2 separate regions of the Homo sapiens genome follow, and region 1 is linked to region 2. A link is a contact called in ENCODE Hi-C or POLR2A ChIA-PET data. All regions are on one chromosome and are shown on one strand. The core of a region is the stretch at or near the end of the contact, and the rest is flanking DNA. Distances in the headings are between cores, read along the strand shown. Region 1 overlaps ZNF827 (zinc finger protein 827). Region 2 holds the start of SMAD1-AS2 (SMAD1 antisense RNA 2).

Region 1 (5,821 bases), core at 2,821-5,320, 310 kb after region 2:
ACTGAAACATATTATCTCACTCCCTATCTCAGCAAACTGCCTCTGAACAGCTTGGCTGAAGAATGGTACAAGAACAAGTCTAGACTAGATAATCACTTTTTTTCTGGTGGCTAAAAAACATTTAAAACAAACATCTAGCTGAACAATGGGTTTATATAATCCAAGTCTTGAAAAGTCTATGAAGAATCTACATTTCCTCAGATATTACGAGTAACAAAGAAAATGTTTTTAAAAAGTGATTTTGACATCTGAAGATTATTGAAGGTAGGTGGGAACTGGTACATTTAGTTGAAAACTCATCTTGAACCTGAACCCTTCAGTGGCTGTGGTCATTTTACTTAGTAACCAGGTTTTTGATGATTTAATATTTAGTAGTGTTTCTAAGTAAGGGAGGCAAATAAATTTCTTATTAGGTACTATTTCCATGAGTGGGGACAGTGCAAATCCCTCCCTCTAAAAGATGCCTATTATGTATTAGCAAACATGAGCTTTTTTGATTGTCAGTATTATATTTATATAACAAATATTTAAGAATTCCATTCTAAGTGACAGATGTTACTGTCTTACACAATATAATTTGATATAACATTTAGAAAATGCCATCATTGGTGGCTTTAGGATTGTAAATCACCTCTTCAATGGCAGTACTGGCAAAATACAAATACACAACAGCCTCTAGGCATGTTTTGTATGCATCTGTTAGAGTAATTTGCAGTTTTATTGGAGAATTCATAGTTCCCTGACACGTCTCTTTATAAATAATGCCGGAGCAATTCCTTTTGTGTGTGTGTGTGTGTGTGTGTGTGTGTGTGTGTGCATTTGTGTGAAGCAAAATTCACCTTTCTGATGAAGGCATTCCCTCTTCTAGAAGGAATTCTAAATAATGGATTTGTCTCTAAAAAAGAATCCTGGTTTCATGTTCTTTAACTTTCTGAGACTTTCTTTTTGTTACTAGAACAAGTTTTGTAGACTTTTTCCCATAAGTATTCAGTTAAATATCTAGATAGTCATTTTTAACTGATTAGGAAAAAAAAATCCCCAAATTTCAACCAAATGTAACAAAATAGAATCCCTCTGTGATAACTTAATGAGAAAAATATTGGGCAACACTCACCATCAATAATTAACTAATTATTAAAGGAACATGCACAGATTCCATCCACTATAAAAATTCTGCTCAGCAAATTACCTTTCTTTGCCTCTTTTATCTTTATGCAGGGCCTCTCTGTTCCCATTAAGCCTTTCAGAGGACATTATTTGGGCTTTAAAGATTAAACAGGAAAGAGTTAAATGGAAGTAAGATCATGTCACTTTTCTGCTCAAAGCATTCCAATGGTTCCTGGCATACTTGCAATGAAAGCCCAAGTCCATGCTATTTCAGATGACCTGGGGGCCGGCTCCCTCCCTCCCCTCCAGCCTCACCTCCCTTCCTGCTGTCACTTCCGCGGTCAAGCTCACCCTGACGTCAGGGCCTTGTTGCTCCCTTTACATGAACTTTCTTCCCCACGAGGCAATACAGGACTCTCTCCCACCCTTGCTTCAGGTAGCTGCTTGAATTTCACCTTCTGGGGAGTCTTTTCCTGACCATTCTACCTTATGTGACCCCTTCCCAAACCCCCTCTTTCCCTTGCTTATTTTTTTTCATGATGTTACCTATAATAGTACTAGTTTATTGTCTGCCTCCCCCTCTAGGGTGTATACTTCATGAGGACAGGGGCTTTGTTTTATTCACTGCTGTTCCCCAGGACCTAAGAAGTACCTGGCATACAAAAGCTGCTCATAAGTATGTTGAATAAATGAACTTTTTTTTTTTTTTTTTTTTTTGAAATAGGGTCTGGGTCTGTTGCCCAGGCTGGAGTGCAATGGTGCTATCTGGGCTCACTGCAACCTCTGCCTCCTGGGCTCAAACCATCCTCCCATCTCAGCCTCCCAAGTAACTGGGATCACAGGCACACTCCACCACGCCCAGCTACTTTTTTTTTGTATTTTTGGTAAAGATGGGGTTTCGCCATGTTGCCCAGGCTGGTCTCGAACTCCTGAGCTCAAGCAATACTCCTGCCTTGGCCTCCCAAAGTGCTGGGATTACAGGTGTGAGACATTGTGCTGGGCCATGAATGAATGAACTTTCTTTTCACCCCAGTGATATGCACACCTCACAATCTTCTCATACTGCTCATCAAATATTTAATGATACTCAGATCTTTTTTTTAATTTAATCCTCATTCTGCAACATCTCTGTATTCTTCGACACTGGCAGAGAAGAATGAAAATAATCTAAGGGGAAAGTTAAGGACAGGTTTGTCAGGAGCCACTGATATCCTTTTTCTAACTGAACTCCTTTGTTAGGAAATTAAACAGATATAACAGAAATTAGAATGCTTATTATACATTTTGATATAACGACTGAAAATACCCTCCCACGGCAGCTATTATTTTATTAATTATACCTAAGTCACTGATACTTATGAGACCAATGATGCAATGAGACAGTACAACAGACTGTCCCATTGAACACTCTATTTTCAACAACCAAGATAGAGAAAATGGCGTGCAGTTCTTCTATCACACCTGGTGCCCTAAGATTAATTTAATTCATGAATCTCCCTTGCAAGGTTAAAAATAAGTAACCACCCTCAAACTTCAATCATTCCTTGAGTAAGCTTCGTGAACCTCCAAATGGAAATGACTGTGATCATAGTCGTATTTCATACAAGGATTTCACATCTTTATTAATAACTTACAGGATGTGTAACTTTAACGTTTCTGAAATGACTCTGCCAAAATTTGTTGGAATTTCACCTTCTGGGGAGTCTTTTCCTGACCACTGTTGTTTACACAAGATTGTTGTACAAGATGTTTAGCAGTCTCTGACAAAGACCTATCCTGTGTATAACCATAATTATTAAGCTTACGGCCTATTAACTCAGAGCACCATGAATCTTACCTTTGTTCCTTAACATCTTACTCCCTCTAAACATTTAATTTTTCTTTATAGAAGTGTTTCATGCTCATTATAGAAAACTAGAAGAAGAGAGACAAGGTGGTGGTAGGGGGAAACAAAACTAAAACCCTCAATCAGAGTTCCCATCATCACCCAAAGATAACTTTCATTTTTCTTTTTCATGTCCCAGTGCTTTTTTTTTTTGAGACATAGTCTCGCTCTGTCGCCCAGGCTGGAGTGCAGTGGCGCCATCTCAGCTCACTGCAACCAACGCCTCCTGGGTTCAAGCAGTTCTCTGCCTCAGCCTCCCAAATAGCTGGGATTACAGGCGCCCACCACCACGCCCAGCTAATTTTTGTATTTTTAGTAGAGATGGGGTTTCACCATCTTGGCCAGGCTGGTCTTGAACTCCTGACCTCGTGATTCGCCCGCCTTGGCCTCCCAAAGTGCTGGGATTACAGGCGTGAGCCACTGTGCCAGGCTGCTTTAAAAAAAAAAAACAAAAAACAAAAACAAAAAAAAAACAAAAAACAAAAAACATTAATTACTATGAAAGGCATGGCAAGTCTTAGTATGACACCAGTGATGATATTTTTAAAATAACACATTTTCGAGTGATAAAAGTAACAGTTGGGAGATAGACCAGAGTGCTTTAAAAATTAACATTTTCATAAAAATGAAAAACAATTTGACCAAAAATTGTGTCAGAAATAACTTTCACATACCGAAAGCTTGCCTACATGTTAAAAGCATTTGCAAGAGTACACATTTTTTTTTTTTTCCTGAGTAAACTTTCCCCTTGTTTTTCTGTGGGTGCAAGTGACTATACAGTACATAGAAAATTAGTGAGCAAAAAAAAAATAATTAGGATGAGTCACCTTACCTTTTAAGTCATCTTGCCACAAAATGGTTACCTACAATCCACATAACCAATTAATTCCTGCCTCCATACTCTAACAAAGACAGCCAGAATTTGGATCTAATCTTTTTTTATAAATCATTCTACCTCCAGGCTATCCCACTCCCTCATTATCCTGTTTCCTGGCCTCTTTCCCATTCCTATAATACAGCTGATTTCCCTGATAACCTCAGCACAGGCCCCTTTCCCAGGACCCTCCCCCATCATGAATCTTTCAAGCCTAATTCCATTGAAGTTAAAAAAGAAGCAACTCATTTGAGTGACTCATTCCTAGATACTTAGGGCGGAGAAACTAGATTCTGCAGCTGGATGAGTCATTTTGACTGGAAAGCCCCGATAGGAAAGAGGTTCTGTAGAGTGCATACAACAGAGGATGGGGAAATTATGAAGGTAGTAGGTACAGATAAACGCAGAACATTCAAATAGTGTTCCTTAGTCTGAAGCACTTTGATACCTTAAAGAGGAGTTCTACTTTGCAAATACCACTTTACAAGATTTTTTCCCAACATTTTCATTGAAAATATCTCCATTTACTTTAGCTGCTTTTAGGTCTACCATTTTTCTGGAGTCACAGTTATGTATTTGCTTGTTTTTTAATTTTATTTTTTAGAGGCAGTGTCTCTCTGACACCAAGGCTGGAGTGCAGTGGCTTGATCTTATTAATAGCTCACTGCAGCCTTGAACTCCTGGCCTCAAGCAATCCTCCTGCTTCAGCCTCCCAAGTAGCTGGGACTACAGGTATACACGACCATACATGGCTAATTTTTAAATTTTTTGCAGAGGCGGGGTCTTGCTACATTGCCCAGGCTGGTCTTGAACTCCTGGCCTCAAACAATCCTCCTGCCTTGGCTTCCCAAAGCATTGGGATTACAAGTGTGAGCCACTGTGCCCAGCCTAGCGTCATATTTAAATGTGGTTCTGCCAAAGTGGATTTTGTCCAAAGCTCCAGGAATATCCTCATGATAGAAACTTCCAGAGAGAGTTGGTGTCAAGCATTCAGTATGAGAATAGTATGAAAAGATATTTTCTCCTTTGTTCAAAATGAAACTAACTTATTGGTGTTTTCTGATTGAAACCACCTTTGCAAAGATGATGACAGTGAGAGAAGTCCAGCATGGCTGACTCCATTCTTGCTTCTGGCCTCACAGACTGGCTGCCTTTGCTTTTTCCTGGGCCTAGGGCAGGCTAACCATGGGGAGAATTTAGTTTATAATTTAACTTTGAAACAATGATGATAATAGTCCCTCCCTAAAACTAATGCCCTTCTGGCTCACAGACTGAAAACTAATAAAAGTCCACAAGACTAGGATTATGAGAAGGGTCTGAATTCTAAAATGAAGGTGTAGTTTCTATAATCCCTTACTGCTCAGGAGTCACGTGGCCAGAGGTCACAAGATGTGTCTTCCCCAGTTGCTTCTATAGATAACATCACTATTGTAGCATCTAAGATTGGTCTTTTGAGATGTTTTTCAGACAGCATTCTGGCAACTGACTGACCCCACCCAGACCCATGACTCAACCAGTCCTGTGGCCCCCATCCAGAGGTGGACTCAGCACATGAGGACCATTTTCTATACCCCTATGATTTCATCTCCAACCAATCAGCAGCACCCATTCCCTAGCCCCCTGCCCACCAAATTATCCATAAAAAACCTGGGCTCTGAGTTCCTGGGGAGACTCATCTGAGTGATAACTCCAGTCCTCCTGCTAGGCTGCCCTGCATTAATTAAACTCTTTACTGCAATAACAGGGTCTCAGTGAATTGGTTTTGTCTGTGCAGCAGGCAGGAAGGACCCATCAGGCAATTACATGATTATGAAAGTAACATATACTTCTTATAAAAATGGAAATTCATAAAATATAAGTATAAATTACTTGACATGCCAACTAAACTGAGGAAAAGCTAACATTTCTAGATTTATTCTTTCTGCTCTTTTTTTCCTGCATGCCCACCGTTTTAC
Region 2 (5,979 bases), core at 1,884-4,383:
TTGGACTACTTCTCCTCCAGTGGCCTTGTCTTTGGTCCTACCTCAGATATTCAATCTCTGGGTAGAAAGATTCCATAAAAAAAGAAGAAAAAAATCTCGCTCAGTCTTACAGTTCCCATAATACGGGTTTTCATACTTCTAAAAATTAAACAATTCTCCAACCTTACAGTTAATTATTTTCTTTATATAAGCAGTAAAGTATTATTTGTTCATGTCTGTACTTTGAGAATATATCCAGAATCTGACGACTTCTGCCACGCTGGTTGAAATCTTTATCATCTTGTACCTTAACAATTGCCATAGCTTCCTAACTGGTCTCCCTACCCACCACTCCCTACTTCGATCCCTGCGTCCTTCAGTATGTTCTCAACCCAGCAAGCCACAGTAATTCTATTAAACTCTAAGTTGGATGATGGCTCTCCTCTGCTCAGATCTCCCAGTGTTTCCATCTCAATTTGGGTCAAAAGCTCTGAAGTCTCTGTGGGTCCCGCACATACCTTCCCCTGTGACCTCTCTGGCCTCATCTCTCATTTCTCTCCCCTCACTCCATTCCAGCCTCAGTGAGGACTCCTTGCCATTCCTTGAACATCTCAGGATCATTCTTGCCAAATGGCTCAAATGGCTTTTGCAATTGCCCTTCTCTCTGCTTGGAATGCCCTTCCCCAGATAATTCCTTTCAGGGGGCTGTTCAGATACCACATTCACGACGAGGCTTTCCCTGACCACCAGAATGTAGGCCCCACCAAGGCACAGAAACAGACTTTGAAAAACTTTTTGTGTCTCTTTCAGTGCTGCGTTTCTAGTGCTTAGAATAGTGCCTGGCATGTGATAGCTGTTTGTTGAGTGAATTGAATAACTGTAGTGGTTACTAGTTTTTCTCTTTTTGTATGAAGTTAGAACTTCATTAAACAGACAAAAACTAGACTGTAAACCTCATTTTTTTGGATATGCAAAATATTAAAATTAGCCTTATTTGTGAACCTGCTTTGTTAATCACTTTGTTTTTCAGCATGTTATAATTTTGAAGTAAGCCTTTCATGTTTATATTTAATCTGCCTAACCCAGTGGATTGGGTGATGGTATCACAATTTTGTGGAAAAGCAAATTGAGGCTCAGAGTTGTTTTCTTCAAAGTACAGCTACTAAGTGGACAGCTGCAGTTCAAACCTATTCAAGTTAAGGACACTTGTTTTCTAATTTAGAAACCATCTTAAAATGACAAAAAAGTAGGTAGAGGTTTTATTTGAAAGCATGGAGAATGTGCCCCAATTTCTCATTCTGGGTTTTGTCTGCCTTTTGTTTCCATTTTCAAAATATGTAAAATAAATGGTTAACTTTAAAATTCCTGACAATGACAGATCAACAAGTTTTATTTCTCTCACCTGTGGAGGAAGTGGCCTCCACCCAGTTTTACTGAATTAGGAGGGAAGTGATTTTTTCAAGTGATAAAAAGAAATAAAATTCCATGCTCTTCCCAGAGGAGGAGTTCAACAATTGGGAAAGTGGCGTGAGACCATATGTTGGTTTGTAAAAGGATATAACTTGTAAAGATGTTTCCTTTGATGCCTGTGATGAATATGGATGTGTTTCCCTTCTAGAGGGTCCTGATTAAATTATGCAATTAAGAGCTGAGCTGAAGGATCTAAATATAGGAAGAGAGTTCAGGCCGTCCTGCTTTGTGTCTGTCAGTTCACCCCTACAGATGTGCATGTTTGTTGTCATAAACAGCACCTGTGAGATCAGTGGAGCGAGAGAAATATGTTCCAAAACATGAAATACAGCAGGATTTTTGTTTCTTTTTTTTTTTTTAAAGGGATAGTTTTTTCCTCCTGTAGTTGATTCCATTTTCATCTGTGAATTTGATATTTGGATTACCTTTTTTTTTTTTAAACTTGACTGAGGGACTTCAGTATTAGTCAGTACTGGTTTAAAATATAGATATACTACTTACCAGAATATGGTCTGGAGAAAGTTACTTTAACCTCTGAGCCTCAAGTTTATTACTAAAATTGAGATAATGATTTCTACCTTGAAGCATTGGTGTGAGGAGTCAATGTAATAATGTTTGTAAAAACAACCAGTATAATGCTTGTATAAGTTGGTAACTCAAACAATTTCGTTTATTAGCTACTGACGAATCATTCATAACTAGCCACTTACGGAAATCTACCACATTTAGCATTCTTTGTAGTCTAAAATTGCTATTTTAGGATAACTGACTCAAAGAGAATAGTTTTTTCTGAGACAACTACCATAGACTTTCTCCTGGGATAGTCAATAAAATTAAATCTTAAAATGTCTGTGGTCTTCAATCTTTCCTGTGTTTGAGGAGTGAGCATTTGTAGGCCAGGAGTCTTTACAGTGTTTGAGTTGACATGAATGTGAATGGCCTTTATCAGGATGAGCTTATGGGGAGCTGGACATCTTGAAAGGCTACCGTGTCCTGAAGGACAGTATGCCATTACAAGCATGAATTTGGGAATGGGGGTTCAATGGGATTAAGGAATGTTGTACAACTTTTAGAGGAAATGGCAAGAAGATATAGAAAAGCCAACTTTGTTTGTTGAAGTTGGGGACAATAAGAAAACTTTCAATTGCCTTAACTATTCAAGTAATCATCTAATCAGACAAAACAGATGTGACAGCTGCTATTTTATAGGGAATCTCTGTGATTAAGAAAAATTAACCAGGTACTCTATTAGCAGCCTAGATTTGTCAGGATGGAAGGATTTGTGTATGCAGAACAGAACCAGAAAGAACTCTTTTTAAAGAATTTTCTGATATAATGAAGATACGTTAATAGCACACTTGGCACACCTAAAATAAATAAACTACAGTTATATCCTTAGAGACTCTTGTCATTCTGACATCCATAAGTTCCTTGCTTCCTTTTCATCAAGGAGATGCTACTTTTGAAATTGTTTGGCTGAAATTTCACAGCTTCAGTGAACTTACAAGTGGTAAGTAGTAAGCTGGAATTCAGTCTACATGGTATTCCTTTTCTTTTTGATTCCTAAGATTTCTACTCACTTAACACTGTTGAGGGACCAAATTGCATCTCTTGCTGGCATGTCACTTAAGTTATACTGGAGAGACTGGAAGACTTGCTGTCAGTGTCTGCGCTTTAAACGCACAGTGTCTGCGCTTTAAAGGCAATAGTACCTGCATTATTGCATCACTATAAATAGAATTTCACGAACTGAACCTCTCTCCTATCTCCAACCCCCAATTTCTCCAGATTTAGAAAATCAGTCTCCGGCAAAAATAAATTTTCAGTGGGAAAAATGTCAAACTAGCTATTCTGCATCATCAGTCCCATGTTTGGAAGTAGCCAGATCAAGGCTGAATAGTAAGAGGCTCAGTAAGATGGAACTTTACTTGTGGTGTTTGTGATGGTAGGACTCTCCTGCTGCTGTGAACTGAGAGCAGCAGAGTTCTGTGTTCTCTGTGGGTCTCCGTATGGCTTTCTTGTGTAGGAATTTGGTTTAAATACATTTTTCCCCTAAGGACTAAAGCGAAATAGAGTTCATTATAGCCTTTTTAGCAATGAAGTTAAGCGCTGTACTTTATGAAGTACGTTAGCATCAGTAAAGAGCAAGGTTTTATCCATTTTCATTTTTCTTTCTGTTCTAGAGGTTTTTTCCTCCCTTATTTTGCTTAGTGGTGAGTTTTATTTAGCTAAATTTGACTCATTTGAGATTGAGACAAATGTTGAAAGTTGAGGGCTAACTGCTGTTTTAAAACAGGAAAAAGGAATGCAGGCACTTCACCTGTTTCCTCCTCCAATACAAATACAGCAGGTCCTCAGACAACCTCATTTCATTCAATGCCATTTCCTTATAACGTTGATGAGAAAAAACATTCCCAGCCTAGGCCACTGTCTGTGTGGAGTTTGCACATTCTCCCCATGTCTGCTTGGGTTTTCTCTGGCTACTCTAGTTTCCTCCCATATCCCAAAGGTGTGCACGTTAGGTGAATTAGTATGTCTACATTGTCCCCATTGCAGTGCATGTAGGTGTGTGTGTGAGTGCGCCCTGCCATGAAATGGTGTCCTGTCCAGGGGTGGTTCCCACCTTGTGCCCTAAGCTGCTGGGATCGGCTCGGGCCACTGCGACCCTGAATTGGAATAATTGGGTAAATAATTATCTTGTTTCTGTTCATCTTTCTTAAATGTATATATGGCTCACATTTATTTCAGTGTTAATTTTAGAAGTGTTTTGGGTCTCAGAAGTTTGGTAATGTTTTTGTGACCAGAAATGTCCTGAAGGAACTTAACTCTTGTTTATATAAATTAGCTGATGCTAAAATTAATTTTGTTTTACATCGTTTCACTTAGAGCCACAGTTTCCAAGAACCCGTAAGGACTTTACTGTATCTGAAAACCTGGTTAGCTCCTAACTGGAGTAACTGGGTTAAAGAAGCATTTGAACATTATTTGTTGAACCAGATCAAAGAACATTGCTACTTTAGGGTATTTTCTGGAACTGAAATAACTAGATCCATTTCTGTTTTTATATTCATTGTAATGGCATTGGACTTGTATAGCAAATTTTAACTTGTCTTTTGCCTGTCTGCCTTAACCTTAAGGGTAGATATTTATCATTTTCCTTAAGGAGCTGTACAATAATCTTTCATGCTTTTTGTTAGGAACCATTTACAATTCCTACTGTCTGCTACTTATCGTTGTGTTCTACTTGTTCTAGAGTTCTGTCTCCACCTGTCTTCATTTTTAGGGGTACTGTTTTTTAGGGGTACTATTTCTCTGTTTGGAAATGTGAGCGGATGGCAGTTTCTGCCTCAGCCCTCTTGCTGGGCCATTGTCTCATGTGGGTTGTCTGCTGTTCCACATTTAAGTAATAGTTATTTCAGCTTTATCAAAAGTTTGTAAGTTCCCAGTTCTTCTGGACTTCTGATTAATTCAGCCTGATTTTATTTAGGGCAAATGATTATGATCCCCTTTCCATTTTGTGAATTTTTCATATTTTACCAATAAATCTCATTGCAATTCTTTGCTTACAAGATGGCTTGAAAGATGCAAGCAATGATGGATTGCTCTTTATTGTTTTAAAATATTTATTGGCCTTAAATTGCTGAAATAATATGGTTTTTCCAACCTTTGTGTTTTTATGCATTTTTAACCCTACGTCTTTAGTGTATAATCTTCTGTGAGTCTGTGGTTTCTATAAGTGTCAGGAATTTTTCAGGTGTCTTTATTATCCTTTGAAATCATGATCTATTTGGACAATTCCATCTTTGTTTGGACTATACAGTTGACTTGAGTACCTAAGTGAAATGGAGCAGGTTAGAAAAAAGTAGTTTGTTTTATAGTAATGAGAATTACATTACAAGTCCCCTGGCATGTTCCCCTTTGACCTTTTTTGATGTTTTAATTTAAGCATCTCAAACAAGGCAAGAGTTGATCTCACCAGGCCTTGAATCCTATCCAAAATTGGATGTTAGGATAGATGACACATACATTTCTGTAATACTAATTAATATTGCCAGTTAATATTGATCACTTTCTACAACATGTCTCTGAGATATCTTGCATCTCCATGGCATCTAATGAGGTGTATTGTGAAATAGTTTCATATATTAAAAATACTGGAAAATAATATAAAAAATTAGCTGGGCGTGGTGGTGGGCACCTGTAGTCCTAGCTGCTCCGGAGGCTGAGGCAGGAGAATGGTGTGAACCCAGGAGGTGGAGGCTGCAGTGAGCCGAGATCGCGCCACTGCACTGCAGCCTGGGCGACAGAGCAAGACTCTGTCAAAAAAAAAAAAAAAAATGCTGAACTACAAAATTCATGCAGTTTGCTTATAATCACTCTGAAGCCCACCATAGGTCTACTCTGGAAGCTCAAGTCTTACTTTTTCTGTGTATTCACAAGACCAGTCTATCTGTTTAAGAATATATCTGGCGATGTAAGTCTGGAAATACGCACTTAGGTGGTTTTGTTACTTAGAAATATTTGTTTCCA

What was found. A loop is a pair of places that touch in the nucleus more often than their neighbours do. ChIA-PET counts read pairs that join two places held with the same protein, here RNA polymerase II (POLR2A).
Region 1: a map with no recorded cell type shows a loop between it and region 2 (2.6-fold over the local background). The contact joins the enhancer-like site here to the promoter of SMAD1-AS2 in region 2. A Hi-C loop is called at or near these places in 3 of 37 single-sample maps with no recorded cell type. POLR2A ChIA-PET finds 5 or more read pairs at or near these places in 1 of 52 experiments (activated CD4-positive, alpha-beta T cell).

Annotation. Positions count from the first base shown.
Region 1 is chr4:145,804,346-145,810,166 of GRCh38, forward strand. All of the region lies in intron 8 of ZNF827 (zinc finger protein 827), which reads right to left. Among named protein-coding and RNA genes, the nearest start is that of C4orf51, 130 kb to the left of the region's middle. RefSeq lists enhancers at 2,992-3,211, 3,639-4,838, 4,068-4,257. Within about 2 kb of position 4,071, at least 10 of the 41 ENCODE cell types and tissues checked have a DNase peak (open chromatin) inside an H3K27ac peak, as active enhancers do.
Region 2 is chr4:145,499,847-145,505,825 of GRCh38, forward strand. It overlaps SMAD1-AS2 (SMAD1 antisense RNA 2), which reads right to left and starts at 3,134. Exons shown (of 2, transcript NR_108077.1): 1 at 3,030-3,134. The region is part of intron 1 of SMAD1 (SMAD family member 1); the gene reads left to right.